Linked DNA regions of Homo sapiens: region 1 is linked to region 2. Evidence: chromatin loops called from intact Hi-C (ENCODE). Cell type or tissue: gastrocnemius medialis. All regions are shown on one strand. Each heading gives the region's core, and the rest is flanking DNA. Links, peaks and the distances in the headings are about the cores only. Region 1 overlaps MESD (mesoderm development LRP chaperone). Region 2 has its middle 24 kb from the start of IL16.

Region 1 (2,919 bases), core at 93-2,592, 190 kb before region 2:
GGAAGTAAGTTACAAACATGAAAGGGGGAAGAATGAGCCCTGTGGTATTAGGCTGGAATTGAAGGTATCAGGAGAAACTCATGGTTTTTCATAGATTAACAGATGAGTAAACAGATTAATGGATAAAAATATTTAAAAGAGCGTGGGTTCCTTGGAGAACAGGCTTATAGCAAGAGAGACAGAAGATGAGCCTAGAATAATCCCGCATCACAAAGTAGTAAAGTGCTCAAAGAATCGTGAACATGTCAAAATGCCATGGAAGCCAACTTGAAGCAGCTCTCATGGGCCAAAGTTGAAATAATCTCAACATCAAAATAAATAATAGTATGACTTACAACCCCTCAAACAAAATGAGATGTTGAACCCATAATGATCAAAACAAATGAATAAATTACTAATAGAAAACAGTAACTTTTTTTTTTTTTTTTTTTTTTTTTGAGATGGAGTCTCACTCTGTCACCAGGCTGGAGTGCAGTGGCACGATCTCGGCTCACTGCAACCTCTGCCTCCTGGGTTCAGGCGATTCTCCTGCCTCAGCCTCCCGAGTAGCTGGGATTATAGGCACGCACCACCACATCCAGCTAATTTTTGTATTTTTAGTAGAGACGGGGTTTTGCCATGTTGCCCAGGATGGTCTCGATCTCCTGACCTCGTGATCTGCCCACCTCGGCCTCCCAAAGTGCTGGGATTACAGGCATTAGCCACCATGCCTAATAAATAGCATATAGACTGACAAATAAAAAATCTTTAATAGAACCAGGTTCCTTGGAGAAAAGGCTAATGCCAGCAACCAAAAAAAATGAAGTACTGGCTGGGTATGGTGGCTCACAACTATAACCTCAGCACTTTAGGAGGTCGAAGCTGGAGATCACCTGAGCACAGGAGTTAAAGACCAGCCTGAGCAACATATCATGACCCTATCTCTACCAAAAAGAAAAAGAAAAAAGAAAAAAGAAATGAAGTACTGATTGATACATGAAAATATTATGCTAAGTGAAAGAAGCCAGATATGAAAGACTACACATTCTATGATTCCATTTATAGGAAATGTCCAGAATGGATAAATCTGTTGAGACAGAAGGTAGATAAGCGATTGCCCGGGGCTGGCTAGGGAGTTGGGAGAACACAGGGGAGGAGTGGTTGAAGGTTTCTTTTGGGGATGATAAAAATGTTCTAAAATTGAGTTTGGTGATGACTGTACAATTCTCTGAAGATACTAAAACTAAAATGTACACTTTACATGGGTAAATTGCCTATGGCATGTGAATTGAATCTCAATAAACCTGTTACCAAAACAAAAAACAAAAAAAAGCCCCTAAGTCACTCTTACTGAACAATATCTGAAGGGCCAAGGCTTAAGATACCATTAATAATGTACTATATTAAAAATAATTTTAGTAAAAAGTAAAAACGAAAGAATTCTACGCAGTGCTTGAAGGTGATCCATACCGACGTCAGACCTGGAATCTGGTTTCAGTTTTGCATAACTAGCTGTGTGACCCTGCCTAAGAATCCTTACGCCTCGAGGCCTGTTTCCTCATTTACAAAATGAAAAGCAGAACGAAGTGATCTCCAAGGCCCCAGTAACATGACCACACATAACACACTAACCTTCTTTTCCACTCTGCCACCCTCTCAACTGACATGTTTCTTCCTCACTTTGCTTTCAAAGAGCCACTGATGGTGACTTGCAGACAGGAGCATGGGCTGTGCTGTCAGACGGATGCGCTCCATCACTATGTGGCCTTGGGCAAGTTACTTAGCCCATCTGAAAATAACTTTCCTTACCTATAATGGAAAGCTGAGGGTAATAACAGCTTCTCCCTCCTAAGGTTTGTTTGGGGATGTAATGACTTAAAGGCAAGCAGAACTCAGTACTGTATCTGTTGGCTATGACACTGCTGACTCTTTAGGCCTCTGTGATCTGGCCTCCAACCACAATCACTGCATGGAAATTATACTCTCAAGTCACAAAGGACCTCCTAGTTGCCAAATTCACAAGTTGTTTCTGTCTTTATCTTAATTCTCCATAACATCGGTTATAGTCTCTTTAAAACACTTCAAGACTTCCAGTTGGTTCAATACCCTAGAATATTTGTATTTTTCAGATTGATTTCACTAATAATCATGAAATTAACTCAGTAGGTCCCAAGCAGCTTTTTTTTTTTTTTTTTTTTTTTTTAGATGGGGTCTTACTCTATTACCCAGTTTGGAATGCAATGGTGCTGGTGCAATCTTGGCTCATTGCAACTTCTGCCTGCCAGGCTCAAGTGATCTTCCTATCCCAGCCTCCAGAGTAGCTGGGACCACAAGTGCATGCCACCACACCTGGGTAATTTATTTTTGTATTTCTGGTAAAGACGGGTTTCACCATGTTGCCCAGGCTGGTCTCGAACTCCTGAGCTCGAAGGATTCACCCGCCTCAGTCTTCCAAAGTGCTGGGGTTACAGGCATGAGCCACTAAGCCCAGTCCAGCACTTCTTTGTTAATGCAAATATAATTAAATAGTCGTAAGTCTAGTGCATATAATACAGGTAAAAATTGTTTCAAGAGACTTAAAAAAAAAAGCAGCTTTAATTTCCATTGTATATGTGTGTGTGTGTTTCAGTTACAGAAAAGAAAATTGCAAAATAGTACCCTAATGAGCCTGGAGGACATTATGTTAAGTGCAATAAGCCAGACACAGAAAGACAAATACCGCGCATTCTCCTTCGTATGCGGACCTAAAATAGTTGTGTTCACATAAGTGGAGATTAGAATTGTGGTTACTAGAGGCTGGGAAGTGGAGGGGAGATAGGGAGAGAGGATGGTGAATGGATACAAAATTACATTAGATAGGAAGAATAAATTCTAGTGCTCTATAGCATTGTAGGATGACTATAGTTAACAATAATTTATTGCATATTTTCAAACAGCTAG
Region 2 (2,919 bases), core at 118-2,617:
TTTTTTGGTATTGTTGTTATTTTTGTTTTCTTCTGTCTCTGCTGCTTGAATCAGAACTTAGTCCATTTTTCTTACTGTGCTTTCTATATTGTTTTAAATCAGAACCTTTGACTTCAACTACTTTCTATACACCAGTGATGTTCATATTTCTATCCCCATCCCAGATCTCTCTCCTGACCTCCAGTTCCTGCATCCATATGCCCATCAGACATCTCTACTCTCTGTAGCCCACAGATGCTCCAAACCATATGTCCAAACTGAGCTCATCATCTTTCTCATCATTCCAGTTTTTTTCCCTGCATTCATTATTTTAGTAACTAGAAGTATCAGTCACCAATGCCATTATTTAATTAGTTTAGGCAATTTTGAGTCTTCACTCAATGCCTGACACTGTATGCCAGACACTGAGTTAGATCAGGGAACACAAAGATGAATAAGAGCTAGTATTTGGCCTCAATGTGTTCACAACCCAGTGGAGAAGATGGACATGTCAACAAATAATTACAGAGAAAGCCCAGCATTAGAAATATGCAGAGAATCTTAGTAGCGTGGGAAAGGGGCATGAATTATATCAGTGGTGGGGAGCATTCAAAGGAGAATTTTAGAAGGGTGATCCCTGAGCTGGCAATCAAAGGGTGAGAAAGGTAAAGGAAGAGAGGGGACAGATGCACAAAAGCATGGAGGTGACAGACAGCAGTGAAAGCAGACAATTAGCACAATTTCGGCTTTGCTGGAGCCTGGCATTTGAAGCAAGTAGACAGGGCTTAGTTATATAAAGGCTTACATGCCTTATTCAGAAGGTTTGGGATTTTTTTCAGATAGTTTATATAGTCTCTCAGTCGAGTGTTCAATGGCAAATATAAAGGTCAGACTTCTTCCCCTCCTCCTCTTCCTCTTCCTTCTTCTTCTTTCTTGAGAGAGGGTCTCCCTATGTTGCCCAGGCTGGTCTTGAATTCCTGGTCTCAAGCAATCTTCCTACCCCAGTCTCCTCTCTTAAAGTGTTGGGATGCAGGTGTGAGCCACTGTGCCTGGCCAAAAGGTCAGATTTCTATGGTTATGAGAGAGGATGAATTTGAGAGAGTAAGAATGGATAAAGGTAGAGAAATTAGGAGACTCTTGGGTTATTCTGGCTGAATAGTATGAAAGCCTAAGCCAGGAAGTGGCAGAGAAGTCAGTGGGTCTGAGAGATGTTTAGAATATATAACTGTGAGGGGCCAGGAACAGTGGCTCACGTCTAATCCCAGCACTTTGGGAAGTTGAGGTGGGCAGATTGCTTGAGGCCAGGAGTTCAAGACCAGCCTGGCCAACATGGCAAAACCACATCTCTACTAAAAATACAAGAAAAATTAACCAATCATGGTGGTGTGCACCTGTAATCCCAGCTACTACTGAGGCTGAGGCACCAGAATCGCTTGAACCCAGGAGGCAAAGGTTGCAGTGAGTCGAGCTCGAGCCCCTGCACTCCAGCCTGAGCAACAGCACAAGACTCTGTCTCAAATAATAATAAAAAAAGAAACAAAGAAAATATAACTGTCAGGAATTGAGCTGAAAGTTGAGATAAGGAAAAAAAAAAGGAGTCAGGGATAGATTGTAGCTATCTGGGTTGGGTAATGTGGAATATAGTAATGGTGCTAGCAGAGAAAACACAAGGCGCTCAGAAATATTCTTGATATATTAGACTGTGGTTCCTTGAACTCATCCTCCTATTTCCTGTCCTTGTACCATGGTGCATACTGGTGCCTGTGACTCAAACATGCCCATCACCCTTTTCCAGCTGGCCATCTCACCCGAGGTTCAGAGTCAATTCATTCGTCTATCCAGCATTTATCTGACCTAACTCAGCAGGGTCTGTGCCTTCTTCTGTGCTCCCACATCTCCCAGGGCTAAGCTTTATCCCCCAAATCACCCCACTGTAATGTACTTGCCTCTGTCCCCTCTGTCAGTCTCCAATAGAGAGGTTTTGAGGACAGAAGCCCAGCAGCCATTCAGTTGCTCTTTGCTGACTACTGAATGCATCTTGGGAAGAAATGAAGTTTGTTCTTTTTAGTTACAGAATTGAAATCTAATGCATCAGAGAAATGAGGACAACATAGATGGCATCTGAGCTTTGATTTTTCTTTCTTTCTTCTTATTATTTTTGGAGATGGGGCTCGCTCTGTCACCCAGGCTGGATTGCAGTGGCACAATCACAGCTCACCACAGCCTCGACCTCCTGGGCTCAAGTAATCCTCCCACTTCAGCCTCCAGAGTAGCTGGGATTACTGGTGCATGCCAACATGACCAATTAATTTTTTTTTCAGAGATGGGGGTCTCACTATGTTGCCCAGGCTGGTCTTGAACTCCTGGACTCAAATAATCTGGCCACCTTGGCCTCCTGAGCTTTGATTTTGTGACAGTTGTAACCAGTATGATCTCAGGGAAAGAGGAAAGATACAGGCAACATGTTCTATGACCATCTAACAATGTGATTTGGGGCTATAACAACTTCTCTGGCTATTAGGTGAGTGGGAAGTTTCACTTGTGTGAGTGAATGGCCAATACCCTGGAAGCAAAGCATCTGGGCTCAGGCCTTTCAGGGACCAGGGTGGGAGGAGGATGGCTGATGGAAAGCAGTAGCACTGGTGAAAACAGTAAGGTGACAACAGGAGGCTCCAAGGAGGAGAGCTCAGTCACAGGGCTCTAGGTGGGCCTTTCCATTGATTCCTTAACAGTGCAGGATGGGTGTCAGCTGCAAATGAGATTCTTGTAAAGGGCAAGGACAGGAACAGGCTAAGGTTTCAGGGGCAGAGGAAGAAGGAGCAGCAGAGGGAGGAGGAAAGATGAAAAAATGCCTCTAGAGAAACAGTGGAGCTGTTGGAGCAGAAATGGTGGAGGCACAGAGAGAGCAACCTGAGTAGGAATTCCTAGCCTGCAGTGGGG

Evidence for each region. Peaks named below come from ENCODE experiments on the same cell type or tissue, not always from the same donor. Only the 100,000 strongest peaks of a DNase experiment are listed, where the experiment ranks them.
Region 1: it touches region 2 in a loop (5-fold over the local background); 2 of 110 quality-filtered maps call a loop at or near these places.

What each region holds. Positions count from the first base shown.
Region 1 is chr15:80,983,483-80,986,401 of GRCh38, forward strand. All of the region lies in intron 1 of MESD (mesoderm development LRP chaperone), which reads right to left. Among named protein-coding and RNA genes, the nearest start is that of MESD, 4.9 kb to the right of the region's middle. RefSeq lists enhancers at 217-751, 1,586-1,785. In gastrocnemius medialis, for the core only: no CTCF peak of the experiment used is centred there; a DNase peak (open chromatin) is centred at 1,523.
Region 2 is chr15:81,171,238-81,174,156 of GRCh38, forward strand. No RefSeq gene overlaps it. Among named protein-coding and RNA genes, the nearest start is that of IL16, 24 kb to the right of the region's middle. In gastrocnemius medialis, for the core only: no CTCF peak of the experiment used is centred there; no DNase peak of the experiment used is centred there.